Linked DNA regions of Mus musculus: all the other regions are linked to region 1. Evidence: chromatin loops called from intact Hi-C (ENCODE). Cell type or tissue: heart. All regions are shown on one strand.

Region 1 (4,000 bases):
GGAACCTCCAGCTAGGGGTCAGCCTTAGCGACATAGCAAGGTCATGTTTCAAGAGGGAAAAAAGAGAAAATAATAATAATAACAACAACAACAGCAAAAGAAAAGAAATAACAATAATAAAACAAATGCAATAACAAAAACAAACGAAAAAGAAATAGTAGGGAGCTAGTGAGATGGCTCAGCAGTTAAGAGCATTGGCTACCCTTCCAGAGGTCCTGAGTTCAAGTCCCAGCAACCACACAGTGGCTCACAACCATCTATCAGAGGATCTGGTGCCCTCTTCTGGCAGGCAGATGTATATGCAACACAGCACTCATACAGTAAATAAATAATTTTTTTAAAAAGGAAACAACAACAGCAGCAACAACAACAAAAGGGGATGTTTATTTATTTTGGCTCACGATTCTGGACACTTCATTCCGTGGTGAATTTCCTCTGGTGATTTGAGGAAAATCATGGTGGCAGTAGGTGACAAAACTGTTCACCTCACAGATGAGATGAGAAAGAACAGGGCTGGAGTGCCAGGACCCTCTTTAAAGGCTCATCCCAATGACATCACTTCCTTTATTTTAAAAACTTTTATTTTTATTTTATGTGTGCGAGTGTTTGCCTGTACAAAGACCTGTGCACCATGTACATGCCTGGTTTGAAGAGGGCATCAGAGTCCCTAGACCTGGGAACTAAATCTGGGTTCTCTGCAAAAACAGCAAGTGCTCTTAACCACTGAGCCACCTCTCCAGCCCTAGACCCCACCTCTTAAAGATTTTTCCACCTCCCAGTTGTGATGGGGACAACAGGGTCCTTGGGAGGTGCTTATATAGACCAAATCACATTTCCTGCATCTACCCATGCACACAGGAAGGTAAGGGCATGAAACCTAAAGGCAAAACTACACAATAGTCCTCGGACACAAGCCCTAAGATGAAGAGCCAGGACACCCTCAACCCTCTGAGACCTCTCAATGTCTCCCTCCAGTGAAAGGCTCTTTACTCTCTAAAAGGGAAAACCACCACTTCAACTTCTATTGTTACCCTTATAATCTCAGAATTCGTGGTGGCCAACTTTCTATGTGCACTTGCCTGGGTCCTGGGATGCCCAGATAACTAACTAATCCGTGTCTTCGAGGGCCATTTCAGAAGAAACAGCAGAGTTTTGTGGACCACATGAGGAAGGGGGTGGCAGCATCCAGTCCTGCTAGAGCCCAACAAAGAAAAGTAAAGAAGGCTGCATTGACCTCCCTCTGCCTGACTACTAAGCAGGGTCCCCATCTTCCCCTGCCTTGTGTCCCTTATTTTCTGGGCCTCCAGTTTGCAAAGGCTGTGGGACTTCTTAACTGCCATAAGTTTGTGAGTCCAAACCTTTGAACAAACCCCTTTTCTAGAAGAGCTGTGTTCCTGCACCCTCTTCTGTTGGGGGTTACCTGCTGTGTCCACTGCCTTTACCTCTGCATAGCCCAGTGGAGCTGGGTCTCACAGTTGCTTCTCAAAATGTTTTACCTGCCACCTTGGCTTCCCATCACCCGGAGGGTGCCAAAGACTGTGTGTGTCTAGAGATGTGACACTTGTCCGCTGTGTTTTATCACAGTGTCTGCTTGCATGGTTGTAAAATATCCCAGTGACAAATGGAGGGCCCTTTCCATGGCTGTTGGCTGTAACAGTGTTGGAGTGGGCATCTGGATGCTCTCCAGGAGGGGGTTGAAGACCGTCTTGCTGGGCGATTCCAGCTGGTCACCAGGGGAGTGTCTCAACTGTCTTTACAGTCTGTTCCTCCAGTGGAATTTTAGGTCCATGCCTCACAGTTTATGTTTGGGGGTCGGAGGGGGAAGATAAGTACATTTCTTAAGAGGCCTAACTAACAAGTGAGGAAGGACTATCTCATATCCACACCTCTTTCTTTCCAGTTTGTAGTAGAGTGTCTGGACTGGGCCCTGGGAGGTCAGGTGTGCTTTCCTGGGAGCACAAACTCTTTCCTTTCCCCAGCACAGCAGGCAGAGAGACAGGGACCCCAGAGCTCTGGGACTCACCTGGGGGCACCCTAACAAACATGAGGGACAGTGACGGAGGCAACATAGCAACCGTGTTTCTAGTATTGTCTCTTTTAAAAGCTTTGCCAAGTCGCGGTGTGCCTCACTCTCCCCAACCTCCTGGATTGCTGTCTTTTTCCATGGTCTCTTTCAGCACAGAGCACTGGGTTTTGAGCGACCTCTGCTGGTCATCTAGTGAACGGCCGGATCAAGCCTGCCAGAAAAGGAACAAACTTTGAACTTAATGCTGGTTTAGAATGACAGTGTTAGTTACATGTATGAAGTTGTCAGAGAGCTAGCTTAATCAATATAATACGACAGCACCATGGCAGGTCCATGGGATAGCTCTCCCGATTACCAAGTGGAAGAGTATTGGAGGAGCCTTTATGAGGAGAAATGAAATGGGATTATTAAAACCATTGCAAGTGTGAGTGCTTCATAAAACAGGCAGCTTTGGTCAGGATAAAAGTAAAATAAAAGACAGTGTTTTTAAAAAGAGTCTAAAGAAGTGTCTAAAAACTCATAAATGCCACTGTAAGAGACCAATGGGAGGGTGCACCAGTTGCAGAAAGATCTATTTGGCTTAATCCTCTGCCAAAAGAAAGCATGCCATAGTAAGAGGTGGTAAGATGTGGCATTTGTGTCAGAGTACAGTGGAACCATGAAAACCAGACTGTCATCATGTTATACACTATAGAGAAATGCTAGTTATGTTCAACTGCGCCTTACAAAGTAGATCGCAGAGCCATATACAGCAGAACTTTCATGTCAAGTCTGCCAGGCGCCCATTCTAGGCTGTATGAGAGAGGTATCTAGAGGTTCTAGGCTGTATATTGTGTGAGAGAGGTATCTAGAGGTTCTAGGCTGTATACTGTGTGAGAGAGGTATCTAGAGGTTCGAGGCTGTATACTGTGTGAGAGAGGTATCCTCTTTGGCTTTCTCAGGAAGGAACAGGTGTGTGCTTTCCTACAGATCCTACAGGCAGAGACCTCGGAAGAAGCCTGCATGAGACAGTCATCTGGAGTTGCAAGGAAAGAGTATGTGATCTCGGAGAGGCTGCAGTCCTCTGGAGAGGAGAGAAGATGAAGCAGAGAGCAGCAGGACTGAGCTGAGCGAATAAGCATGTGTGCCTGTGATCAGATCCAGTATGACCGGCAGCCAGTCCTCTGCTGGGACTGTCAGACAGGAGATTCTTTCCCTGTCAGGTTAACTTGTGGTTTTGCTCCTGTGCCTGAAAGGATGGATCCACATCTCCAAACCCGAGCTCTTCAGCCCCTTTACTTTCATCGAGCCAATCACGAGAGATGGCTTTTATCTGCTGATGCGTGTTGCGTAGATTCTGGCCTGTGCGCTGGCCTTCTGCTTTCCCTCGATCTTCTAGGACCCACCCTGGTTCCTTTGCACCCTTGGAGACTCTGGGCTTCCTCTGAGGACTTCCTCCTCCAGCCACCTGGCTGAGACACATCTTTCTGCTTGCTCTGTGACTGGCTGCCTGTCATGCCAGCACTAGCAAAGGCACTGGTCCTGTCACAGCTGCATTCAGCTCTCAGGTTCCAAAGATATAAAGTGTCTTGGATATTCCTGATGTGAGAAGACGTGTGCATAGGTACCTGGCTAGCAAGTGGGCTGTGTGAGTCTGATAGAGACTGGTATTTATGGAGGAGGAAGTTTTTCCTCTCATTGTGGAGCACGGCTAGCTGGGCCAAGACCTTTCTCAGAGGACACACTGCAGGGTCAATCAGGCTTTGGCCAGCCCAGATCGCTTCTCCCATGATGCTTCACTTCCCATATGATCACTTCATCCCGTGGGTGCTTTTATCTGGAATCAGCTTGAAATCAGGCACCACAACTTGAATACCAGCTCCTAACAGGACGCTGAGGGCCAAGGACATCTGATCAAAGTCAGAGCAAAAACTAAATCTTGCAGACAGTACACAGGGCTGAGACCAGGGCTCAGGAATGAACAGTAGGCAGCAA
Region 2 (4,000 bases), 81 kb after region 1:
TTTTGAGATGATAAATGATCATTTGGTTTTTCATCAGGTATGTGTGTAGAAAGAGACAAAGTTCTCTATTCTATTTTATTATTTGTAATAAAGGAAATTAATTTTAATGTGTTTCAAACATACTTTTTTCTTTTTATACATTTTATTTATTCTCGTTTTTATATGCACTAGTGTTTTACCTGCATGTGTGTCTGTGTGAGGGTGTCAAATCCTGGGGTTACAGATAGTTGTGAGCTTCAATGTGGGTGCTGGGAATTGAATCTGAGTCCTCTGGAATTGTAGTCAGTGCTCTTAACTGCTGAACCATCTCTCCAACCCCCTGAATCTTATTCTTGATATATTCCTTTTAAAAGCGGGAAGGTTCACACGTCTCTTTCTCTTTGGATAATACTTTAAAAAATATTTTATAATGTTTGTTTTGACTATTTTAGTTGTCTGTTGTACCTATTCTATTACTGAATATAAACTCAGGTTCACTTGTGCAACAAGTTGCATTCATCATTCTTTGTCTAGTTCATTTAAAAAATATTCTTGAAAAGTTCTGTTTATTGCCATAGACCTTTTTACAAACCAAGCAGTTATATAATTCTTAAAACTGTGTACTATCTTTTGAGATCAAATTCATTTAAATATAATGTCCTGAAACATATACAATTATTTTGTTTTGATAATGTTTCATTAACACTAATTTTTTTAAACTTCAAATTGTGGCATTAGTTGTTAAGTTAGAGAGAGTTAATAGAATAGGCAGGTACCAATTTACCATCTAAAGATACCCAGTTTTAGAAATTTTAGAAATAAAAAGAATTATTTTAAAAATAAAATAGCTATGAAATGTTTTTGGTCAAAAATTTTGAAATGCATTTTAAAGAGACCCCAAACAATAACTTGCTGCTTTTTGACTACCTGAACCTGGGAGCAGTCTTAAAACCTCTTTGTAATAAGGCCTTGTGTACCTTTGTGTTCAGTACCTCTCTAGAATTTGTCTATTCCTCTTTATTTGTGTTGCTTTGCCTTTTTCAGACACACAAACATAGCTCATCACCTCACTTCTTAGAACTGTTTAGAAGCAGTAAATTGGAAAGCAAGAACATCACAAAAACAGTCACAGGCTGACTGCAGGAAACCACAGAAAATGGCTGATTTCAAGAGAGACATTTAAGTATATACTGTGATTTCTATAAAACAGGCAAGAGAGCCAGAGAACAGGATGAAAAGCTTTATGACAAAGTAATAAACAGCTTTTTATATTGAGACTCACTAATAATAATTTATATTCCTAATGATACCTAAGTGATCAAGAAAAAGGTAATTTCCTTAATGCTGACATAATAGCATTTTAGTAAAAAAGCCAAACACTTTATCTTGGTTCCTCAGAGGCATAGAGACATATTAAGGGGTTGTGTAGCTTCTTGGGTGTCCTCTTGAGGGATTTTGTTTACATGGGGCTAAGATTGAGGTATCTACAGGTGTGTTATGTAAGTAGCAGATATAAATTGATTCCTTTTCTGTTGAAGTAGACAGTGCCCTCAAGTGGAATTAAAGAGCACATTACAAAAGGAAGCAGGAAGAGGAGCCGCTCCTGCTGCCGCTGCTGCCTCCAGCCTCACCAAGTGTGCAGGTGCTTCAGGTGGCAGTGGTTTGGAGGAGTGCCTGCCTTATCCTGTCTTGGGTGACCAGAGTCTCTCATTTGGGCTTGCAAAAGGACAGACTTGTGAAAATGATGGGATACTTCTAAGAGATATGTTACTCTTGTGTGTGGAACATAGCAATGTTGCTTTATTATTGAGTCAAATAATACCATTTCTGCTTTAGTTCTAAGAGTATTTGATTTAAATTGCAAGAATTAAATGGATACATATGATAGCTTTATTAATTACTACCTTTAGCCACAGGGATGGAGATGGATACCTCTGTCTCAAAGAAGGATAAAACAACCACATTCTTGTGACAGAGATACATGGAACTATTCTTTTCAGAAAGATAATTAATAATGAAGCCCTTAATTTGAAAGGATATAATTGTGTTTTTAAAAATTTGTTCTCTAGCAGTGAGCTCCTATGTCATGGATTCTGAACTGGCTTATAATATCTGGCATGGATTCCTTTTAGCAGAGCAGGCCTCAAATCCGATAGAGCATGGTTGCTTGATCCCATTGCAGCCCTGCCACTAGTGGCTCCTGGTGAGTTAGTATTGTACTTCACAGGGTTCAAATATGTATGTAATATGTTTTGGTTACTCTTGCCTCACCTTATTTTCCTTCCACTCCATCATACTCCCTCCCTACAGGTCCCCTTACCACATTCATGTCTTTTTTCTTTTATGACCCATTAAGCTTAATGAAGGCCACCTGTTGAGCCTAGTTGGTCTCAGTGGTGGATACATATCTAAAGACGATGATTTTCTCTTCCCCAGGATCACCTAGTAGCCAATAGTTTAGCAAGGATGTACCCACGAGCCCCTACCTAATCCATGACTAGTTATTGACATGTCCAGTCTTACATGGGCCCAATAAGCAATCACAGCTGCTGTGAGTTCATGATTGCAGTGGCTGTGTTATGGCCAGAAGATAGTGTTTTGCTCTTATTTTCCCTATCTTCCAGGTTTTATATTCTCCACCCGAGACTCCACCCCATTCTGCAACATTGCCTGAACCTTAGAGGGAGTAGTATAAGTGTTCTGCTTAGAGCCGAGCACTCAAGCTGTTCCCCTTTTCTCAGAACCTTGGACACTGCTGTTCATTGTGGGGAAAAAAAAGGCCTCTCTGATTAAGACTGATAATGTGGCTATAACCAGAGATGTTTAGAAGGCAGTTGGACACCATGCCAATTTAGGTAAACAACAGTATTAAGTTAAACCCTAAGCCGTGAGTTTCTGAACTTGTTTATAATACCTGGCATTGATTCCTTCTAGCCAGAGCAGGCCTCAAATCCAATAGAGTGTGGCTGGTTGATCCCATCACAGTCTTGCTACTAGTAGGCATGTTGGGTTAACTTGCTTGCTGGGTTACTGTTGTAGTTCTGGGGTTCACAGCTGGGTAAGACGGCTGATGTCCTACTCTCCCCAGTGTACATAGCATCTTTCAACACTGAAAGCTAGTTAGCAGGGGGGAAGTATCTGTCTCAGCTCTAGCTTGGTTTCTCTATATCTTACAGCTAAGGAGTATGTTGTCTTCAGCAATAGAATCTCACCATCTAGTTCTGATGGCAACCAAGAGGATTGGCAACAATCTGTATTGTCTTGGGGGCCTTTAGGACCTGCCTGCCTGACAAGGAGGGTATCCCATACCTGCCACTGGGAATTTTGTTTTAACAACCATGGCTTCTGGGATCAGCAGTCTAGCTAAGCAGGAATCTTCCTTCTAACTCTAATTTTCTTTCAACTTTATATTTTTAAATTGGCTTACAAAATAGTGGATTTTAGACTGTCAGGATGGCTTAGTAGGTAAAGGTATTTGCTGTCAAGCCTGACGACCTGAGCTCGATCCCTTAGAGCTGACATGGTAGATGGAGAGAACCAGTTCCTACATGTTGACCTTGTACCTTTCATGTGCACTGTGGTATTCATGTGTAGGATACTTTGCCAAACAAAGGATAACTTTGCCTTGTTCCTGATTTTAGGAGAATTGCTTTAGGTTTTTCTTTAGCATGATGTTGGCTATAGACCTGTCATATACAGCATTTGAAATTATATAGTTTAAAGTCATCAATTAGAGTAGGCTTTAAAATGAGGCTACAGAATTGTGTAATTATTTTTGTAACAGTTTTAAATGAAAAATTGAAGCTGGAAAGTAATCACTTGTATATTCTTTTTTAATACATAGTTAAAACTGTGACACAAACTCCACAATTTATTGATATAAAAATCTCTAATTCAGTATTATTATCCTATAGTCATATGTCATTATTACATAGTCCAAATTTCGAGGCTATAAACCATTTTCAAATATTATTTATATACTTAGGTTATAATATTCATGTTTATTAATTGTAAGAAGTTA
Region 3 (4,000 bases), 260 kb before region 1:
AAATTCTGAGAGAAAATATCTTTCAATTTAAATTTCTGTTCTGACTCAAACTCTGTATCTGTATGAGAAGTCTACCCAAGGGCAAGGATTTTTAAATATGAAAAGCATACCAAAATCTACCTGTTCAAAGTTTTTCTTAGGCTTCTCAGCCAGCGATGGTGGCCCACATGCATAATCCCAGCAAAAGGAAAACCAGAATGACGGACATACACTGAGTTCTAGGCCAGCTGCATACCTGATGCCCAAATACCCACGAATATAATCAAGACAAGCCTTGTCGAACTCATAGGTAAAACAATTTACATGTTCACTTTCAAAACTCTCAGTTAAAACAAAGACTCATGCCTGTGTGCTTTTGTAATTTAGGAAATGAAAATATAAGCCAGCCTGACCCAAGACTGTGACTATTGCCATAGTCAAGCTAAAGGTCATAAAATTCTGGGCAAAAAAGAATAAATTTAAAACATTCCTCCCCCCCCCCCCAATAATTTAAGACATTTTAAAGAGACAATCTCTAAGGCTTGGCCACTCATCAATGACTGTATAAAGCAAAGAAAAACTCTAAAACTAAGCCTCAGAAAGGATGACTTTCAAAAAGTACTAACGCATTTTAGTAAGCACTTGAGGGCAGGCAGCTAACATTTTGGAAGGGCAGAATTCTAGGGCAATTCCAGATATGGGTGGACTCACCTTTGAGAAGAAAGTTAACCCGCACTATTCAACCTACCTGGCAAATCAAGACATTAGCTACTTACTCTTTTCTAGTTAATGAAAACGGTTGCTTATTTTGTATTAAGCAGCACAGGTTGGCCGCAGTCTCCTGCGCGCTGAGATCACAGGCACGTGCCATCACGCCGCGCCAGCTCCATTTGTCATTAAAATAACTTATTTCAGGAGAACACTTGGGACACCTGTAGATCGCCTTCACTTCTGAAGAACAGCTACGTTTGACAAACCTCCCAGGCTTTCCGGTGAGTGACTTCTCACCCTTCCAAGACAATTATAAAAAAAACAGCCTTTGAAGGAGTCACGGAAGACCAGGACTCGGCTGCTTACAGGATGTGTGGGGACAGCACGGGTGCTCGAGAGGACACTTGGGACAAGACTTGCTGAGCGCCCAGGTGACCCAGGCTTCTGGTCTGTCTCACTCCTCCACAAAGCCAGACTTCCCAGACGTCTGGGTGTCGCACTGGAACAGGCTAAGGAGGCTGGGAACTGGAGCCCGGGGCCATAAGCAACAAAGCCCCCTTTACCTTGACTCTTCTCCGTTTTCTCCCCTTCTCTTCCCCCGGAGCCTGCTTCTCGCCTTTCTTCCTCTTTTTCCGTTTTCTGTCCTTGTGTTTGTCATGGTCGCTTCTGTCTTCGAAGAGGCTGGAGTCGTGCCCGGAGCTGCCCGTGGAGAGCTCGGTGACCTCGCTCCCCCCGACTTTGAGGACCAGCTTCAGGGGCTTCTCCACGTACTCTGAAACAAGAGCAGGACGCGGGGCTGAGCCGGGGCCGGCCGAGGGCGGGCGCCCCACCTCCCAGCGCCCCACGAACCCCCGCCGGGACCGGCAGGCCCGAGTCGAACGCCGCCCCGCCGGGGGCGATCTCCGCGGGTCGGGGCCTTGCGGGCAGGGGACGGCGCGGCTCCGCAGGCAGGCCAGCCGCTCCTCACCCTCGTAGAAGTGGCGGTCCGACTTGTGCTTCTTGTGCTTCTTGCCCATGTCCGACCGGGCCCCAGAGCCCGCCCCCCGCGCCAGGCCCAGGCCGTGCGGCGCCGCTTCCGGTCCGGGCCAGGCGAGCGGAGGGCGGGAGCGGGGCCCGCGAGAGCCCGCGCCGCGAGGCAGGGGGACGGCACGCGCCCGGCGGCGCGAGGTCCCTCACGAGAAAAAAAAAAAACCACGCGCGGGACGCGACCGAAGCGCGACACCAGTGGCGAGAGGGCGAGAGGCCGGCAAACCAGCGGGAAAGAGAGGCCGCCGAGCGGACGGGATGCGGTCTGCGGCGCGTGGCGGCCCCTGGCGGCCGGAGGCGGCGCTGCAGCCTGTGGTGGAGGGCGGGGCTGCGGCTGGGGGGCGGGCTCAGAGGCGGGGCCTGTCTTGACTTTCTTTTTCCATCCCCGACGCTCTTCCCTGCTTTCCTGAATCCTTTTAACTTTCCTTGGCTTTTGTTTCTTGTCTTTAGCAATATTATTGAACTCCATCTGTACAGGATCGGGCAGACCCAAGAATATGGGTCCTGCCAAGCCTAACGATCTCCGTTCGCTCTCCAGGTTCCACATGAAGGAGAGAATCGACTCCTGAAAGTTGTCCTCTAATGTTTACATTTATATATATTCTTGCACAAATAAATAAATGCATACAGAAAAAAACCAAAACAAAACAAAAACAAAGGCTTGTTCATGATAGAATAAAGCCTCCAAGATGTTAACTAAATGAAACGCACCAAGTGTGCAGCAGTGTTGTTCAAAAGTGAGACCGGAAGTGAAGGTGTGGTCTGGATTCAAAGGCTGGAAACAGTACTGCTTACTTTATTTCAGGTGACCAGGACGGTATAGGGGTGGATTCTTTTACTTTTATGCTTTTCTTTGTGGTTTAAAAAACAATTTATATGCTAAAGTAACTGGAAAGAAAAGGAAGCTAAGGGTCTAGAAATTAGCTAGAACTTGCCTCCGAAAAGGTGGTGGGGTTGCAGCTATTGGCTCCCCAGGGAGGCACAGGCTGCCTGCTGTTTTGTCTGCTTCTCACCCCCATCAGTGCCGTTCCTGTTCTCTTATCTCTGGATGCCCAGCCCTTCTGGGCAGTGGCTCACTGACAATTTTGTCTACTGGCACTTACCCAGATGGGCCACGTTAAGATCTGCTTGTGCTGGGTGTGATGGTGCATGCATGCATGGCTGTGCTGGCCTATCCCGGCCCTCAGGTTGAGGCAGGAGGACTGAATCCCAGACTAGCCAGGGCTACATAGTAACATGCTATCTAAAAATAGAGCTCACTGTTGCATGTGCAGAGATGTCTAGGGAAATAAAGTGCACGCTCTCTCTCTCTCTCTCTGTGTGTGTGTGTGTGAGACAACTTTACAAAATAGCAAGAGCAGGTAATATTCATATTCCCATTTTATAGAGGAGGAAATGGATGCCCAAAGAAATAAGATAGGGGTCAGATGTAGAATCAGTATTCAAATCCAGGCTTGAACTGGAGTCACAATCCTTTTCATTAGTTAGTACACACAGTGCAAAGTGTCTTTACTGCACTTTTAGCCTTCTAGTGGCCTATACATTTTATAAAAATCTCATTTTTTCCTCAAGAAAGAATCTAACCGATCCTTTCTACTGTACTCAGAAGTGGACTTGAGAGTGGAGAGAAGATGCAGGAGTTAAGAACACTTGCTGCTCTTCCAGAAGACCTGGGTTCGGTTCCCAGTACTTACCCCCATCCACCAGCTCACAGCACCTGTAATTCCAATTTCAGGGTGTCTCCTGGCTCTTTAGGCACCTGTGTTCATTTAGTGCACATAGATCCATGCAGCCACACGCACACACATAAATTAAAACAACAACAACAACAAAAACCAACAACAAGTTGGACTCTTGGATGGCTTTTTCCTGGAAGGTTTGTTGTTTATCTTTGTGTGTGGTATGCTAGGTGTGTAAACCCCTGTAGGGAACCTCGAAGTCAGCTCAAGACACTCCAAGGCCAAATTCTCAGCACAAAGATTTACTTGCTTTAGAGGTACAAAGGTCAGGGACTGAGAGACAAAGACAGGAGATAGAGGACACGGAGAAGGGGACAGGAACAAGGGAGAGGAGTAAGGGGTATTTGCCCTTGACAAAGGACTGCCTCTGGATACAAAGGAGACAGACAGTGCTCTTAGGTAAAAGGAGAAAACTGTGTGTTAAGATGAGGTGTTTAATTTTGATTGTGCATGTTAATTAGGTGAGCCAAAGGGGGCTTTTGATGGCTGGACTTCAATACTTTGATAGCTGGACCTTGGTAGGCAATCTCAGGAGGAGGAATTAG
Region 4 (4,000 bases), 91 kb before region 1:
GGCACCAGCCACAAGGCTCAGGAGGAAAGCCGTAGGTCCTTCAGCTGAAGTCACCCTCAGCTTCAGCAGGGCATGCAGGAACCCCGGCCAGCCAGTGTGGCTCTGTCCGAGGGGCCTGTCCAGGGCCATGTTTGCTTAGCAGCCCTGAGGAATTAGTTTGGGCGTCACTGTTCAGGCTTGCTGAGCCACATTGGCTGTGGCATGTGTCCCTGTGTGTGGCTGATGGTTATTAGAGGGCCCTAAGGTAAGGTGGGCTTTGCTGCATCCCGTGACATCAGCTAAAGGGCCTTTCCCTCCCCTGAACTTTGGCCTCTCCATCTGAGAAGTGGGATGATGTCACTCTAATTTAGTATGTGTAGGACGGCAGAGGGGGAATGTCAGAGTGGTTGCAGGTTTGATAAGTGTCAGGGAGAAAGCCACAGAGCATGGTTTGTTGGAGATATTGGTGGACGTCGTGGCTGACCTGGTCATCTTCCATGTTTACAAGATTGGCTTTAGACTCAGAGAGATCTTTCCGCTGAGTGCTGGGATTTAAAGCACAAGGCACCATACCCAGCTCCTGGCCACCTTCCCACTGTGTTATGGACTCAGTCAGGTCTTTGTCTAGAGAGAAAAGTTGATGTAGCCTTGTGTGAGGTCGGTGTGATGAAAGAAGCCTATGATCGGTTCTGTGGAGGAGGAAGAGTGTGAGGAAGGGCTCTCTGTAAAAATACTTTGGATGATGAAGATGGGATAGAAGGTTTCACGGGCTCTGTGAGGATCGCAGGTCTGCACTGGGATAAGCACAGCTCTTGGCTCTCTGGGGGAACACCCAGGGGCCCTTGGGGAGGCTGCAGGCAGGCAAAACGTCAGGAGAAATAGAGTAGGATCAAGGTGAGCAGGGCTGTGGAGGCCCACAGTCTGGGTTCTAATTCTGCCTGCAAGCTTTCTCACTGAGACTTCAGGTACTAAGCCGGTGCACAGATACGTTGTTGATAATTTAAAGAAGATCCCTGAGGTCTGAAAGTTGCAAGCGAGGTTGGGAGAAACCTGCTGGGTGTTGAAACAACTGTGGTCTGGCACCAGCCTCCGCTAAGGTCCAGGTGATCACTGAGGTCATAGCCATGGTATGGGGGTAGCAAAGAGTTGGAAGAACGATTTCACTTTCTCTCTACCTTCCAGGTCGTTCTTTTACCTGAATTCAGAAGCCAGCATGCAAACAGGTCCTAGGGTACCATAGAGAAGGTAGGGACCGGGTATTCATGCTGTGGTAGTAGCATAAGCTATGGCTGCCTCAGTTTTCACAGCTGGGAACGGTGGTGGTAGTATTCTTCACTCCCTAGCACAGTTTGGAGGAACCCCACATGGGGCTCTTTAAGTTGCAATCCATAGACAAGGGTGGGACTCGGGGTACGGTTAGAGTGGAGGCTTTGCGGGATGCTAATACTGACCTCAGTAACCTGTGCAGCTAGAGAAGTCACATTGCTTAGGTGCAGCAGGCTGGGTGGAAGGCATTCACATCTGAATACACACCCTGCCTCAAGAGGGCAGTGCCACTTAGGCCCAGCCAACTCATAGCCTCTGGGGAACATGGTCTAGACGTTGGTTTAGAAAAGGTCTGGATTTAAAACATTGTGGGCATGATGGCATGCCTCTATGATCCCATCTACTCAGGAGGCTGAGACAGGAGGATTACAACTTGAGGTCAGCTTGGGCTATATATGAGAACTCATTTCCAAAAAACCAAACCAACCAACCAAACAAACAAACAAAATCCAAGTCAACTAAAGAAAGTTTTAGGGATCACTTCCTATGGATGGGCAGGTAGCTGGATTTGGCCTGCACACTGTACTTGTCATTGCTTCCACCTCCGCCCCATGGGCGCAGGGAGTTAGTGATAAGACATGTGCATGCAGGCTGGATGATGCATGGAACTGAATGGCCTGCATCTTCTTGTGAGATCTTTGTATCTGCCTCTTGAGGGCACTTTTACCTTGTGGACGAAACAGCTACTTCTAAGCTAAAACTGCTACCTGACAGGAAAGGCTGGCTTTGGCTGCAAACAGAACAGAGCAGGTAGCCCCCTGAGCTGGGAACCCACAGCTTGTTTCTGTGACAGGCAGGACAACAGGAGGGCAGACAGTGACAGAAGTAGAGGTGTGAATCAGTGCTGAGAACCAGCTGTGTGGGCTGCTGGTTACAGGTGTGATGGGTTTGTAGAGTCTGACATCTTAGACCTGCATCCCACGTGGGCTTCCTGATGGGTGGCCTGGGGCCAGCAATGGCTCAGGTCCTCCATCCTCACATCTGTGACATGTGGAAATGGTTCCAGCCACATGGAGTTCTCCGGGGGTGAAATAAGTGTATGCCAGCAAGTTGGGAAATGGAGCAGATACTCAGCGTCCCAAAGCTTTCTGGTGTGTCCACTCATGATCAAACAGTTGCATCCCGAGAGTGGGCATCTGAGGATGCTTGAGAACAGGGGCATGAAAGAGAGTGAGGGATTAGGTTAGAAAGTGATGTTGAGGCTGTTGAGCCCCAGGGAACAAGTAGGAGATATGCCTTCCAGGCACAGGGTAGGCGATGTGCAAAGGCACAAAGGCCATATGAATAGCACAAAGTCCTTAGCCTCCTCCTGGAGTCTGATTCTAGCCTCCCAGATGTCAGGTCAGCAGTCTTCGAACCAGCAGAGGAGCGGGCCATGCCTGCTGGGGTGGGGTGGGGTGTGCCACATCCTGTGGGGAGATCAGCTATCTACTGCAAACCTTCCCGACTCCAGCTGCTGCCCTTGCTGTGGCTCTCTGAGCACCTAGTTTTGACTATGGAGTGGGTTAGGCACAGCAGAGTTAGTCTGCCCTAGGGCTGTGGGAGAGACCCACAGCCATCCAGGGGGCTTCTCCTTTGCCTAGCCTCAGAAGCTTGGCCAGGGAACCTCACTCAGAGGCCTTTGCTGTGGGTGTTGGTTAGGGATCCGCACCTGTGCTGTGCCACACCTGGCTTCTGTAGGGCGTCATGTTACAGGACTGCTTTATGACCTTGAACTTTTCTCGTAGCACCCTTTCTCCCAGTGGCTTAGACAGATTGCAAGAGTAGAAAGAGGACTCCAGGAAACTTGGGTTACCTGGGAGCACAGTTGGCATCTCTGTGGGTGCTGGAGCCCTCTGTTCCTGCCCTGCCCGTGGGAGTCTGTGTCTGGGGTAGCCCTGGGCACATGCTCTGTAGCTGCAGCCTGGGAACAGAGCTCCGTGGTAAGCATGGGTGCCCACCAAGAGGAGGTGCTGTAGCGTAGCTGCTGCCTACAGAGCACCTGAGGAGGCCGAGCCGTCCTTGTCCTCAGCACTTGCTTCTGTCAGCATCCTGGTGATGTGGGCGCTGTTATTTTCCCTGACACTAATCAGTTTTCTTGTTACTTTAATGGCAGAATGCCAGAGGAAAATAACAAGGGAGGATGTATTTTGCTTACAGTGTCAGAAGGTGTAGACCCTCAGCTGGGGAAGGGTGGAGGAACATAGTAGGACAGCAAGCAGAGGCAGGAGTCGGAGATCAGACATCCCTAAGGACCGTCCCCTCCGAAACCTGCTTCTCTTAGCTATACTCTACTCCGTTTAGATTTCGGTGCTATTACCTAGGGATCAAAGCTTTAGTACATGAGTGTTTGGGGGACAGCATTTCATATCTGAAGAGAGGCAGTCCCTCTTCCTCTAGCACAGTGGTTCTTAGCCTGGGCTATCACCCCTTCAGAGGTTGCATATCAGATATCCTGCATATCAGATATTTGCAGTACGACTACTAACAGTAGCAACATTACAGTCATGAAGTAGCAACAAGACTGAGTTTACAGTTTGGGGTCAGCACACCCCGAGGAACTGTAGTAAATTTCGGGTGGCAGCACTGGGAAGGATGAGAACCACCAGCCTAGTGGGCAGACTAATGCTGCCCAAACCGGTCCAGCTGGCTACCGCGCTGAGGCTCACCTGATGTGAAGGTAGGACCTCGTTAGAGCAAGACTCAAGTCAGGCTG
Region 5 (4,000 bases), 130 kb after region 1:
ACATTTCAAAATGTATGTGAACTCCAAATGTTCCAAATGTCACGCAAAAGAATAGCCCACCAGGTTGACTAGGGAAAGGTGTCCCTGAGGACAGTTTGGGAGAGTTTCTTGCCTGTTGGTGAACTGCAGGTCCAGGTGGGTTGCCAGTGGTGGTGGGGGGCTGCTTTACAATGCTCAGTGTTGATGGAAGGGGTTATTTCTGGGGGCTGATGATAGCAAGGAGGCTGGTGAAGACTGGCCTGCATAGTATAGAATCAGTAATTTCTCTTAGCAAGGGGTTTTCCTCACAAAGCACAACAAAAATCTGCAAAGATTTTATCTGTTGACAGTACCAGTTTTCAAGACTTTAACGCCACCGTGGTGTGCTCTTCTTGGAGGCTAGTTGGTCTTACCAGCCTGTGAAATAAATGTAGCTAGGCCTTGACCCTGCACCCACAGTTTGCCTCTCAGCTCTGTGGGTCTGCTGGCTCCAGAGGGTCAAGCCTGCTCAGTGGGTTGTCATGGAGTGAGATTATAATAGGAAACATTGTATTGTAGACAAATGCACTGTTACCGAGCAGGCAGTCTCCTCAGAGAAGCACTGGGAGAGGTCTTCAAGGCAGTGGCTGGGAGCTGGGAGGATGGGAATAGAGCGGGTAGAGTACAGGGACATGAGGAACAACCCTGTTGGTCCCCTGTGCTTGTCTTGTAGCATAAACATCCACACCATGTGCTTGCAAGTTACCAAAGTACCAGCTCAGCAGCCAGAATTGGAAAGAGACATAGAAAGATTCTTCCCAAAAGGGCAGAGCATGTCCACACTGAATGCTAGAATCCAGACCAGGGTTCTGCACACTGTGTGGGGACCAAGTCTAGCTTGATACTGTTTGCCCAAGTGACATTTTAGTGGAACACAGTCATACCCACGTGTCCTGCAACAGCAGAGTTGTAGAGCAGTGACAGAAACCTGAAGGCCTTGCACAGCCTGAAATATTTACTCTCTGGCTACTTTCAGGAAAAGTCTGCCCACTGCTGTTATAGATATCATAAAATAGATATGCAACTAGGAAGGGCCAAGTTTCTAGAGGCTGTTTTTGTTGTCAATGTAAACATATCCTCCAGGTTTCCCTCCCTCTCCCCTGTATTTTTGTTGTTGTTTTAAAGGCAGGGTATTGTTTTATAGCCCAGGGTGACCTTGAATTTGCTGTAGTCCTCCTGTCTCAGTGTTCTGAGTGCTGGGATTACAGGTTTGAACCACCTCTCCCGCTTCAGTTTAACTTCCAGACCTAGCTCACTGCTGTCCACTCCTGAATCTTTATTGCTTCTCAGGAGCCCTGTTGCTATTCTTGCTTACCACAGACCCCTCCGATGCCCCCTAGGCTCCCCTTCTCCCCTGCACTCCTCTGATCTGGTTTGCTGTGTTCTCAGAATTAGGAGCAGGGCCGTCTCTGATTCTTTACTCCCATTTTCTCAGCATTTCCACTGGCGCCTGACACAAAGTAGGTGCTCGAACATTTGCTGAATGGGGAAAGGAATTGTTAGCCTCTTAGGCAGATAAGCTGTTTTATTCACTATTATGGATACAGCCAGAACTGGATAGCTGTCAGTCCTTTTGAGAAAGTACAAGAGGTCCCAGCCTCATGACACACGCTCTTGGAGACATCGCAGAGCTTCTCCAGAAATAAACTCTGAATGAAGCCACGCTTGTAAAGTGCCTATCACGCTGCCTGGTGCTCAGAAACCCCTTACTAAATGGTAGCCACCAGCAGCAGCAGAAGCAATGTAATCATGAAATTGAGAGATAGGATTGCAAGACGAATTAGCCCACCCCTTCTGCCCCCACTTGGTCAGAACGTACAAGTCCTCACTGTTTTGTAAGATTTGGTATTTCCTAGGTCGTCTCCTTCTGAGTGCAGGAGCGCCACCTTGTGGGCACTTTAGGTTATGACACAGTATCTGATAGCTCCCAAGTAGTCAGTCCCAGTCAGACTTATGTGTGGAAGGCAGCAGGTGGTGTTGAAAGCAAACCTGACCTTCAGGGATACGTGGCCCATTACAAATGGCATACGGGAGGGCTTGAGCGTCCCTCGTGTAACTTAAAGACAGATGGTGCGTGATGGCCATGACTGCTGCTACTGTCCTCCTTCATGATTGGCTCTGCCCTCGTTCTGACTCCAGCGTGAGTTTTCAGGCACCTTAAAGCCACATTTAGAACGAGATAGTGCCATCTCCTGGGAGGACACGGTAAGGCTGGTGGTGGAGTATGAATCTTGTTTTATGCGAAGAAAGATGGAAAAGAACAGGTTCTGATATCACAACCACTGATGTGTGTGTCTAGGCTCAAACCTAAAGTCACCAGTTGCACAAATGTCCCCTGCAGCTCACTTCATCGGAGTCTCTGGACCACCTGCCCCCGAGTGATGGGGAAAGGCAGGTGGGGAGGTCCTATGCAGAACGGACAGAACCAGCTTTGCAGAGCAGGGCCCTGGGATGGCGTTTCACACCATCTCTCTTTTCTTAGCTGTATGCTGTATACAGGTGTGCTGTATGCTAATTCCTGCTATGTCAGAGAACACTTTTTATCTTTTGGGAAACCTGGAGTTTATATCTGGAAAAGATGCTAATACTCTGCTTTTTGTGCCCGTGGGAACTTCCAGGCAGCCCTAGCAGGGGCTCCATGCCTCCCTATGCTCATTTAGAGACATGCATCAGGTGAGTGAGACAGGACCCCTGGGTCAGGCAGGGTGTGCCAGAGGAGTTCCTGCAGGTGACTACTGCTGCTGTCCCTTGTAGTGCCACCATAGGCTGCCCAGCTTCCAGCAGCCTTCTCTGACCCCTGCTCTGCTTCTGGGTGAGGAAGGAAGCATGTAGCTTCATTTTCAGGTCCTGATTAGGGCTCGCCATAAACAAACGACAGTGCTTTGCAGCAAAGATACTATAAGGGATCTCACCTCCTTCTTCATGGCTTCTCTCTGAGCACCAGCACGTACTCCACACGGGAACAGGGCCTCATTCTGCACTGTCCTGCTCAGCTCTGGCATCTGAGGTCTCCATCAGTGAACTCCCGGTGCTACTCTGGTGGCTGGGGATCTGGTTCTTCTTGGGCTGCTGGCTTTTCTTGTTTGGCTTCTTTAGCTCCTGATGCTGGATAACCACTCACAAATGGAGACACGACCCAAAAGCCTCCATGTTCTGCAAACTTCGTAGTTAGCACATGTGCCAGTAGGAACCATGTTGAGGGAATTAGTGGTTGCACACCTGCCCAAGGGTAACCTGGAAGATCCTGGCAACTTTGTTTATACTGGGGGCCAACTGGAGAAACTTGGATGTGCAGAACCTTGATATACTGTGGAGAAATAGACCCTGGAGTATTCCTCTGGATCATTCCTCTGGATCGTGTGTGTGTGTGTGTGTGTGTGTGTGTGTGTGTGTGTGAGAGAGAGAGAGAGAAAGAGAGAGAGAGAGAGAGAGAGAGAGAGAGAGAGAGAGAGAGAGAGAGAGAGCACATGGCCTTGACCCTAAAATTGGAGGAAAGTGCTTGCTTGTGTTGTCAGGTCCCACCTGTAGAAAGCCCATGGGTAAGGGAGGCCCCTAGGTGTGCTGACTGGCTCTGGGGTCACCAGTAGTTTCATAAAAGGACCTCGAAGGTGTTTTCCTTTCTTCTCTGTCAATGTCATGCCACTGACCACAGTATGTCTCCTATGTGGGGCTTCTGCATAACCCTGTCCTGCAATCAGGCCACATGGTTCCCTAGGGACATCTTTCAACATGAGCCTTGGGTCCCTTTGCTCCTGAAGGCAAGAGACAAGTCCTGTATCCATGGCTTCTGCCTCCACAAACTTCCTGATATTTTAAGGAAGTTTGTAGCCTTGCACATGGAGGGAGGTGGAGTCTGCAGTTGTCACTGGGCTGTCACATTCTACCGCTCGATCTCTCTCCTGCTGGTAGGGCTCTATTAAACAGACACACCATCACCTGGGAATAAGCCCACCCAGGACCTCAGGGAGTTAGAGGCAGGGCT
Region 6 (4,000 bases), 360 kb before region 1:
TAGTTCCACCAGTCTACCTAGACACTGAATTTGTGCATGTGTGCTCCATTGTGAAGAAATCCAGGTAAATATCTAAATAGTTTTGATTTTTTTTCCTTTGACTCCCGAGTCCTGCTTAGTCATCCTAGAGCTACATTTTAATACTGTCAGTAGCCTAAGCTAATTTTTGTGCATATTCCCATATCAACATGTTGGGGTGTGGGAGTGCCTCTATCACAGTTGGTCATACAGTACCACAGCTCTCCTGTGGTCTGCACATGTGCAGAAGTAGTCCTTACTGTATATTGTACTGGCCGGTGGCAGTTGCTTTGGTAAATCATTGAGGTAAATGCCCTGACACTAAGACACCAGTGGACTTCCATGCAGTGCCCAGAGCTCTCAGCATACCTTAAACACAGACTTTAGAAAGTTGATAGAATGACACTCCTGAGCCAGGGTTTTGGTTTTTTTCTTGTTTTCAAAAAGATTTATTTTATGTATATTAGTATACTGTCACTCTCTTCAGACACACCAGAAGAGGGCATCAGATCCCATTACTTGTGAACCACCATGTGGTTGCTGGGAACTGAATGCAAGAGCAGTCAGTGCGCTTAACCACTGAGCCAACTCTCCAGCCCTTGAACCAAGTTTTCTAAGAAAGTAAAAATCCCCTTTTTTTACCCACAAGATCTTTCTATGTACACTAGGATGACTTTGAACTCTGGTCTTTCTGCCTTGTTTCCTCATGTCAGGATTATAAGTGTGTACCACACCGGCTTCAGGATTACTTTCTTAGCCAAAGTTGTTTTGGGAAGTTTCTTGTCTTTGTTGTTTGTTGTTGTTGTTGTTGTTGTTGTAAGGCCAGGATCTTAAGTAGCCCAGACTAGCTTCAAACATGGTATATATCCAAAGATGATCTTGTATTTTTGGTTCCCTTGGCTGCCCCTCAAATGCTGGGATGCACCACCACATCCCGATAACTTGTTGCTAGTAATCAAAGCCAGGCCCTTGTGCATAGTAGGCAGACACGCCACAGCTGAGCTAAGTCCCCAGCCTGTCTTTTGGTTCTTCTCCTTAAATGTCACAGTGCAGCAGAGTCATCCCGAACAGCACTCCACTCCCTTTGCCATTTTCCACTTTTAAGGAAAGGAGCCTTGCTTTGGGCAACACTGGGGAGGGGGGAAGGCCAATTCTTTGATCATTTTCTACCATCTGCCTGTTAACACTCCACCTTTTAAACCAGGTGGAGTGTCAATCCCAGCACTCGGGAGACGGTGGTGGTGCACGCCTTTAATCCCAGCACTCGGGAGGTAGAGGCAGGCGAATTTCTGAGTTCGAGGCCAGCCTGGTCTACAGAGTGAGTTTCAGGACAGCCAGGACAGCCAGGGCTATACAGAGAAACCCTGTCTCAAAAAAACAAAACAAAACAAAAAAAAGCACTCCACCTTTTGTTGTTTTGTAGCTCTGCCTGTCCCAGAACTCACCATGTAGACCAGGCTGGCTTTGAACTTACATTTCAGGTTTGGGGTAAGGAGGAAGGGCTCCCCACCAGAACAACTGGATCCCAGTTATTTGAAGTAGACAGGGCCAGAGCTGCTGTGTGGTTTTTGAGGCTAAATTGGGGGGAGGGGGCGGGGACCAAAAGCCATCTGGTGGTGAGGAATTCCACAGTCTTCTGGTGCACAACAGTGTTTGAAAGCTGTTCTCCTCAGGCCACATTCTTGAGTCTTGCGGCTTGAGTCTTTGCTGGCATTCCATAGTGAGCCAGTCTGGGTTGACCAGCTTAACTAAGAGATGCAAGATTTTTGGCTTTTAATTGGGAACATTTTGCCTTTTAAGTAAAATGTTTTAAATTCCTTGTTTGTCTAAGAAGACCATTTTAAAACCAAGGAACTAGGGATCTGAAATAACCCACCTGTGTAAAACACACACTCTGTGTGTGTGTGTGTGTGTGTGTGTGTGTGTGTGTGTGTGTGTGTGTGTGTGTGTGTGTGTGTGTCTGTGTCTGTGTCTGTGTCTGTCTGTGTGACTTAATTTCATTTTATATTGTGTGTACATTTAAAGCCTGTAACATTTAAAGCATTTAAAACCTTTTGGAAGTTGTGGGATTCAGAGGAACTGCCCAAAGGATGGATACAAGTAGATGGTGCCTTTTCTTTCTTTTGTTTCTTTTAAAAAATAAAGGATGTATTTTCGTTTTTCTGTGTGAGCTTTGGCTGGTTTCTGTATGTACTGTGCTCATGCAATGCTCACCGCGGCCAGAAGAGGGCATCAGATCCCCTGGACCTGGAGTGACTGCTGTGAGCCATCTATCTTGAGTTAGGAATCCAGGTCCCCTTCAAGAGCTGTAAGCACTCTTAACCGCTGAGGCATCTCTTCAACCCCTAGAAAGATGTCTTAATGTTTAATGTTAACAATAAAAGAGAAGGAGGAGCTGATTAAAAGCTGAAGTGGCCTCTTGAAATGGAATATCCATTTTCAGAAGATTGACCACTCAGTTTCAGCTTCGTACCTCCAGCTTGCACTTAGGGCGCCAGGAATGTGGCTTTTCTTGAGCACTCTTCAAAGGACCGTAAGGGGGTTGCGCCAGGCCTCTCAGATTAAAATCCACTTCAACACCAAGTGCTTCCAAGTACCAGGCTTAACCTCGTCCCCACAGGCGAGGAGACAGGAAAGACCTGTCTGGAGTGAGGCAGAGAGCAAGGGTCTTGGGCCCTGCCAAGAAGGTGCAAAAAAGCATATATTTGGGGAGAAGGGGAAGGTGTTGTGATGCCAAGGCATTCTGAATGTCTCCCCCAACTTCTAGGGGAGCCACTTCCAAAGTGGTGAGCCACTGCCGCCACTTCTCACGTTTTAGGTTTTGAAATTAAGTGTTGACTTCCCAATACCCTTAAGTCTCTACGCCGGGGCCTCCTCTGAGTAATTTTCCTGAGTGCAGTGGTCACAGTCGCTATGACTCCAAATGGCTGTTCTTATCAGCCATTTGTGCAATACAGTGAGTGGGGCAGGGGACGTGGGTGTTGTACCTGGAATCGCATGCTCTGCGGTGAGCTACACCCTCAGTGTTTTTATTTTTCCAGAAGCGTTAGTTTAGCACCTGAGCCTAAACTCCGTGGGTGTGTGAAACCTTGCAAATCAGCCAGCTGCACCAGGTGTTTTGTCACAGTCGCCGGGTCGCCTGAGGCTTCGGGCAGGTGTGCTTGAAGTGCAGGTGTTTGCTTGCCTGAACATCCCCCTCCTCCCCTGAAGCTTGCCTTCACTTGTGCACACCACAGCTCAGCTCAGTTTCCTGGATTTCCCTCTTGGTAAAGTCTTGGCTGGGTGTCTGCCCATCTCGCTTCCTGTGCGCAGGCTGTAAATGTCTGAAAGAGCTCTGCGTTTGTGTTCAGTTGGAAGTTTTGCTGGATATAGAGTTCTGACTGGGAAACGTCTCTCAGAAGCCGAAAGCATCATTTTCAGTGTCTTTAAGAATCCCAGATTGGAAGCAGAGGCAGGCGGATTTCTGACTTCAACGCCAGCCTGGTCTACAAAGTGAGTTCCAGGACAGCCAGGGCTATAAAAAAAAAAAAAAAAAAAAAAAAAAAAAAAAAAAAAGAATCCCAGATTGGCATGATGGTTTTTCCTCTCAGAACTTTTGGGATTTCCTCCTTTCTGCCACGTTCTGAAACATTACTGTATGGACAGAGAGTCTTCTCTGTTGCAGAGGGAACTTCTCATTACCAGGGTTCCATTGGTGGCTCATAGCCTTCAGACACCTGATTTTTTTTTTTTTTTTTTTTTGGTTTTCCAGACAGGGTTTCTCTGTATAGCCCTGGCTGTCCTGGAACTCACTCTGTAGACCAGGCTGGCGTCCAAGTCAGAAATCTGCCTGCCTCTGCCTCCCAAGTGCTGGGATTAAAGGCGTGTGCCACCACTGCCCGGCGACACCTGAATTCTCATTTACTCCGATCTCTAAGGATTTCCCAGGAATTCCACATTTGTTCAAATATTGGGTGACCTGCACAGAGAGCCTCTATTTGTC
Region 7 (4,000 bases), 170 kb before region 1:
CCAGTGGGAGCCAGTAGCATCTAATTGTTACTAAGGATAGCATTACGGCTACACTACTGTTATCCCTGCAAACTGTGCTCAGAGACAGCCTATGAATGCCCAGTTTTCTGCGCTCTCTCTTTCTGGGACATCTTCTCCTGGTGATTGGGTGAGCCACTGGCACCTTAATGCCTCTAGGGCTTCCCTGAAATGCCGGACATGAATCAAGCACACACTCAATCCTGCCCAGCCTTGCTGTGGGGCCCAAGGCAAGTAGCTGACTATTCTCAGGTCTCTGTTTCCTTTTCTATAGAACCGAGATGGTTTGGGGTTGGAGAGGAGGGAAAAGTACTGGTTGCTCTTGCACAGGGCCAGCACCCACAAGGGGGGCGGGGGTGGGGGGGCTCACAACCATCTGCCTCTGACATCCTCACCCAGTTTCAGGATCCAACCTCCTCTTCCAACCTCCTTGGGCACCAGGCACCCAGGTGGCACCTGTATACACATGCAGGCAAAACACTCCATCTTAAAAAAAAATCTAGAAAAACTCTGAGTTGCCTGCTCTAGTTAGCATCCTACTTAGGCCAGTCTCAGAACACAGTTACCAGAAGAACTTGCCTCTCTGAGCTGAGGTACTCATCTGCTTCTCAGAACCCAGAGCTACCCAGGCTCCTAGCAGGTTGCACCCTGTAGGCTGCACCTGCTTGCTCAGCTGAGATGCTGAACGAAAGGGGCCACTTCAAAATGCATCGTAAATTGTGGTCAGGGAGGGAGAAAAAGAGGAAGCAGGGAGGGTAAGAGGGAGAGAGAGAGAGAGCGAGCCGAGCAAGTGAGCGAGCAAGCGAGCCCCCACTTCAAGGCCTGCTCCCTCCCTAGCGGGAGACCTGTGTATGTGAGGATGAAGGCAAACTTGGGACTGGCAAAGCTGGCCTTCTGATGGAGCGTGTGGTGCCCACTTTGAACGTGTGGCCTTTGTACCTGCCTATTCAGGGCGGCCTCAGGACGCTGGGGGGCAGGCACGCAGGGGAGGACAATGACGGACTCGTGCTTTGCGTTCTCTTTGAAGTGGTTCTGCCCTGGCCCCCTGCGGGCTCCAAAAAGAATGCTTTTGTTGCCCGCTCCAAAGATGCCGTAAGATTCTGGGGGAAAGTAACCGGAGGGGATCTACCCGATTAAAACAAAATTAAAGATAAGAAACAAATCAAGCCAGCCGTGCGGGGGCTGGCGGCAGCTTTGAACAACCGGTAGAAGGGACACTCTGTGATCCAACCCTTTCTTTCCCTGGGGAAGTGACCGGCTTGGGGGAGGGGAGGGGAGGGGGCTGTCCTCAGTGGAAGCAGAAGCCTGGAAGCCAGAAGGGGAAATCGGGGCCCTCTGGGGTCTCCTAGGAGGGACACCAAAGGGAGAGTGACTGCTAGGACTCTAAAATCAAAGTCCACTCTAGTGCTAGCGTCTGGGCAGAAAAATGCCGGAGGCAAAATCAAAATAGCTACTGTTTACAGAGTTAGGTGCCAGGGGTGGGGCCCAGTGCTGGCTCCAGCGACTGAGTGAGGAGTTTAAAGTCTTCACCGCTGTGAAATGAATATGCGTGTTCAAAAGCCTTTACATGCCCCATTCTACCGCTGCAGAAGTTGAGGCTCAGAAAGGGGCGCCACCTCCCAGACACACACACAGAGCTGGAAAGTGGTGAAGTCACATTTGAGAAGTAATGTAGGGCCTCGGTTTTGAGAAGAAAAGCCCCCCCTCCCCCCCGTTTTGATCAAAATGGAGTTCTCCTTACATTCTATTCCCTGGACTGCCGGAGGGGGCGCTTTCCAGGCTGTTCCAAGAAGTGTGTGTTAGGATGGTGGGTGGTCAAAGGAGAGATTTTTAGATTGGCAGTGGGTGGGCGATACTACTCCTAGTCCAGACTCCTTCTCCCTCTTGTGTTTCCCTTTTTGAAAGATCCTGATGCCCATTCCAGGCTGGCCTCGAGTTGGTGACCCTCCCACCTCGACTTCCTTAGTGTTGGGATTGCAGGTGTGTGTGTTCACAATGGGTTCTCTCAGATCCTCTCATCAGTTCTGAACACCCAGTTCCACTTCCCGAGCTGCTAAGAGTCAGCACAGGCCAGCCACGGCTGGATCTCACGTAGCCCCACTTGTCCACACTGCAGTCTGAGGGCCTCTCTGACTCCAGCCCAGTTCCCCTCCTTCATCCAGTATGGGGACAAGTGGCTCTCCAGAGAGCCTGAAGGATCATCAGGTTCTGCCACACATCTTCCATGTCTAGGCTCACACTGGAATGTTCCTGCCCTTTCCAGGGTCTTCCCCATTTTCTAGCCGGTCTCTGCTGGGAGCACAAGCCGATGGTGTCTTTGAGCTCTCTCACTTTAGCCTGTGTGCCTGGGGTTCAGACCTAAGACAACCGCATTCAAATGAACATCCTGTGCTAAAGAGGCTTGGCTCTATCTGGTGTGGCATTTGGCTCTCCAGATGGAGGAATGAGTGTCCAGCGTGGCGGAGAATATTCAGGAAGCTCTGTTCTTCCTCTGCCTTCCATGGTCCCTCCCTGCCCTACCACTGAACTTTTGCTGGTAAGGGGCTCAGCCAGGGACCCAAATCAGGCATCTTCTCACCCTCTACAACTCTTACGACCCACAACCCATTTCCTAGCACCTCATCTCCCAGATTCCTTCCCGACATCCCACACATTGACCAAGGAACCAGGCTACTACATCAGGAACTCTGTAAGCTGGCAGGAAGCAGTGGACAGAGAGGAAGTGAATAAGGCCCTGTAAAGTCTGTGGCCCCAGGGTCCTGTGCTTTGTCTAGCTGTCTGTCTGCCACACATGTGGGTAACTAGCCCTTTTCAGGTTCTAGCCACCTGTCATCTGCGGAATACATCTGTGGCCTGCCTCAGCAAGTGGAAGCCCATAGAAGCTTACTGAGTTGGGTAGAAACCAGCAGAAGGTTGGAAGCCAGGAGGGCAACCCAGGCTAGGTGATGAAGCTTTGGTTCCTAAGGGCAGAGGGCTCCACAGGGAACTGAGGGTCTGCTACCCCTGCTTGCTGTTAGTCTAGGCTGGGTTTTACAAATGACTCTTTAAAAACATTAAAAACAGTTTTGGGCTTCTTTATTTAGTTTATGAATATGGATGTTTTACCAGCATGTATGTCTGTTTACCATGGTGCCTGCAGAGGTCAGAATAAAGTGTCAGATATCCTGGAATTGGAGTTACAGATGGTTGTGAGCCATCATGTTGGTGCCGAGGCTCAAACCCAAGTCCTCTACAAGAGCAACAAGTGTTCTAAACTGCTGAGCCATCTGTCCAGCTCACGGTAGACTCTTAGACTCTTCTCACAACCCAGCAGGATAGATTTGTTTTGTTTTGTTTTGTTTGTTTGTTTGGGTTTTGTTTTTTTTCTACAAAGGGTTTCACTGTGTAGCCCTGGCTGTCCTGGAACTTCAGGACAGATTTTTGAGATGAGAAAATGGAGGCTCACAGAAGCTTCGAGAGGTAACCAGCAGCTAACTAGTAGGCTCCAAGTGGAGCTACCAGTCTGTGGGATCACAGAGACCTTGCAAAGTAATAAGTCACTACCATTTAAAGGGGAATCTTTTGAGTGGGGTGATGCAGGATGAGTAGGCGTATGTCCAGGGCAGAGGGAGGGCTAAGTCTTGGAGAGAAAAGGTAAGAGGGGAGGCGCTGACTTGACTGAGGATGGGGGACTGAGGGAAAAGAACTGGGGAACAGGATGCGGCTCAGAGTGGTTTATGGAGAAATGGATGTCTGGCAGGGCTTCTGGGGGTAGGGGGGCACAGCGGGCAAAGGCTTGTGAACCGAATGAGCCAGGTTTCCCGAGCTTAGCAGAGCGCTCGGCACGCACCAGCACTGGGTACCAGCGTGAGCAGCTCGGGGCGCCACGGCGAGCGCGAAGTCTGCAAGTGGCGTCGCCAGGGCACCGCGGTCCCCGCCCACCGCCGGCGCACTAACCCGGAGCAGATGGCCGGCGGCCCGCTCGCCTCCCGCCGCCGCGCCG

What was found. A loop is a pair of places that touch in the nucleus more often than their neighbours do. Peaks named below come from ENCODE experiments on the same cell type or tissue, not always from the same donor. Only the 100,000 strongest peaks of a DNase experiment are listed, where the experiment ranks them.
Region 2: a loop joins it to region 1, with 4 times the contacts of the local background. A loop is called at or near these places in 27 of 42 quality-filtered maps.
Region 3: it touches region 1 in a loop (5-fold over the local background); 28 of 42 quality-filtered maps call a loop at or near these places.
Region 4: it touches region 1 in a loop (4-fold over the local background); 15 of 42 quality-filtered maps call a loop at or near these places.
Region 5: a loop joins it to region 1, with 2.6 times the contacts of the local background. A loop is called at or near these places in 10 of 42 quality-filtered maps.
Region 6: it touches region 1 in a loop (8-fold over the local background); 28 of 42 quality-filtered maps call a loop at or near these places.
Region 7: it touches region 1 in a loop (2.4-fold over the local background); 10 of 42 quality-filtered maps call a loop at or near these places.

The regions. Positions count from the first base shown.
Region 1 is chr8:88,619,443-88,623,442 of GRCm38, forward strand. No RefSeq gene overlaps it. Among named protein-coding and RNA genes, the nearest start is that of Snx20, 15 kb to the right of the region's middle. In heart, CTCF peaks have their summits at 293 (motif pointing left) and 2,211 (motif pointing left); a DNase peak (open chromatin) is centred at 2,082; H3K27ac peaks cover 264 bases; H3K27me3 peaks cover 2,472 bases.
Region 2 is chr8:88,700,257-88,704,256 of GRCm38, forward strand. The region is part of intron 1 of Cyld (CYLD lysine 63 deubiquitinase); the gene reads left to right. Among named protein-coding and RNA genes, the nearest start is that of Cyld, 5.2 kb to the left of the region's middle. In heart, a CTCF peak has its summit at 1,537 (motif pointing left); no DNase peak of the experiment used is centred here.
Region 3 is chr8:88,360,249-88,364,248 of GRCm38, forward strand. It overlaps Brd7 (bromodomain containing 7), which reads right to left and starts at 1,924. Exons shown (of 17, transcript NM_012047.3): 1 at 1,658-1,924; 2 at 1,254-1,462. The coding sequence starts at 1,706. In heart, a CTCF peak has its summit at 1,998 (motif pointing left); DNase peaks (open chromatin) are centred at 1,723, 1,953 and 2,813; H3K4me3 peaks cover 2,801 bases; H3K27ac peaks cover 2,072 bases.
Region 4 is chr8:88,528,467-88,532,466 of GRCm38, forward strand. The region is part of intron 3 of Nkd1 (naked cuticle 1); the gene reads left to right. Among named protein-coding and RNA genes, the nearest start is that of Nkd1, 9.1 kb to the left of the region's middle. In heart, a CTCF peak has its summit at 1,519 (motif pointing right); no DNase peak of the experiment used is centred here; H3K27ac peaks cover 4 bases.
Region 5 is chr8:88,753,430-88,757,429 of GRCm38, forward strand. No RefSeq gene overlaps it. Among named protein-coding and RNA genes, the nearest start is that of Cyld, 58 kb to the left of the region's middle. In heart, no CTCF peak of the experiment used is centred here; a DNase peak (open chromatin) is centred at 1,912; H3K4me3 peaks cover 521 bases; H3K27me3 peaks cover 523 bases.
Region 6 is chr8:88,264,091-88,268,090 of GRCm38, forward strand. No RefSeq gene overlaps it. Among named protein-coding and RNA genes, the nearest start is that of Adcy7, 28 kb to the right of the region's middle. In heart, no CTCF peak of the experiment used is centred here; a DNase peak (open chromatin) is centred at 2,241; H3K27me3 peaks cover 120 bases.
Region 7 is chr8:88,450,235-88,454,234 of GRCm38, forward strand. No RefSeq gene overlaps it. Among named protein-coding and RNA genes, the nearest start is that of Gm34846, 28 kb to the right of the region's middle. In heart, no CTCF peak of the experiment used is centred here; no DNase peak of the experiment used is centred here; H3K4me3 peaks cover 1,452 bases; H3K27ac peaks cover 1,166 bases; H3K27me3 peaks cover 3,639 bases.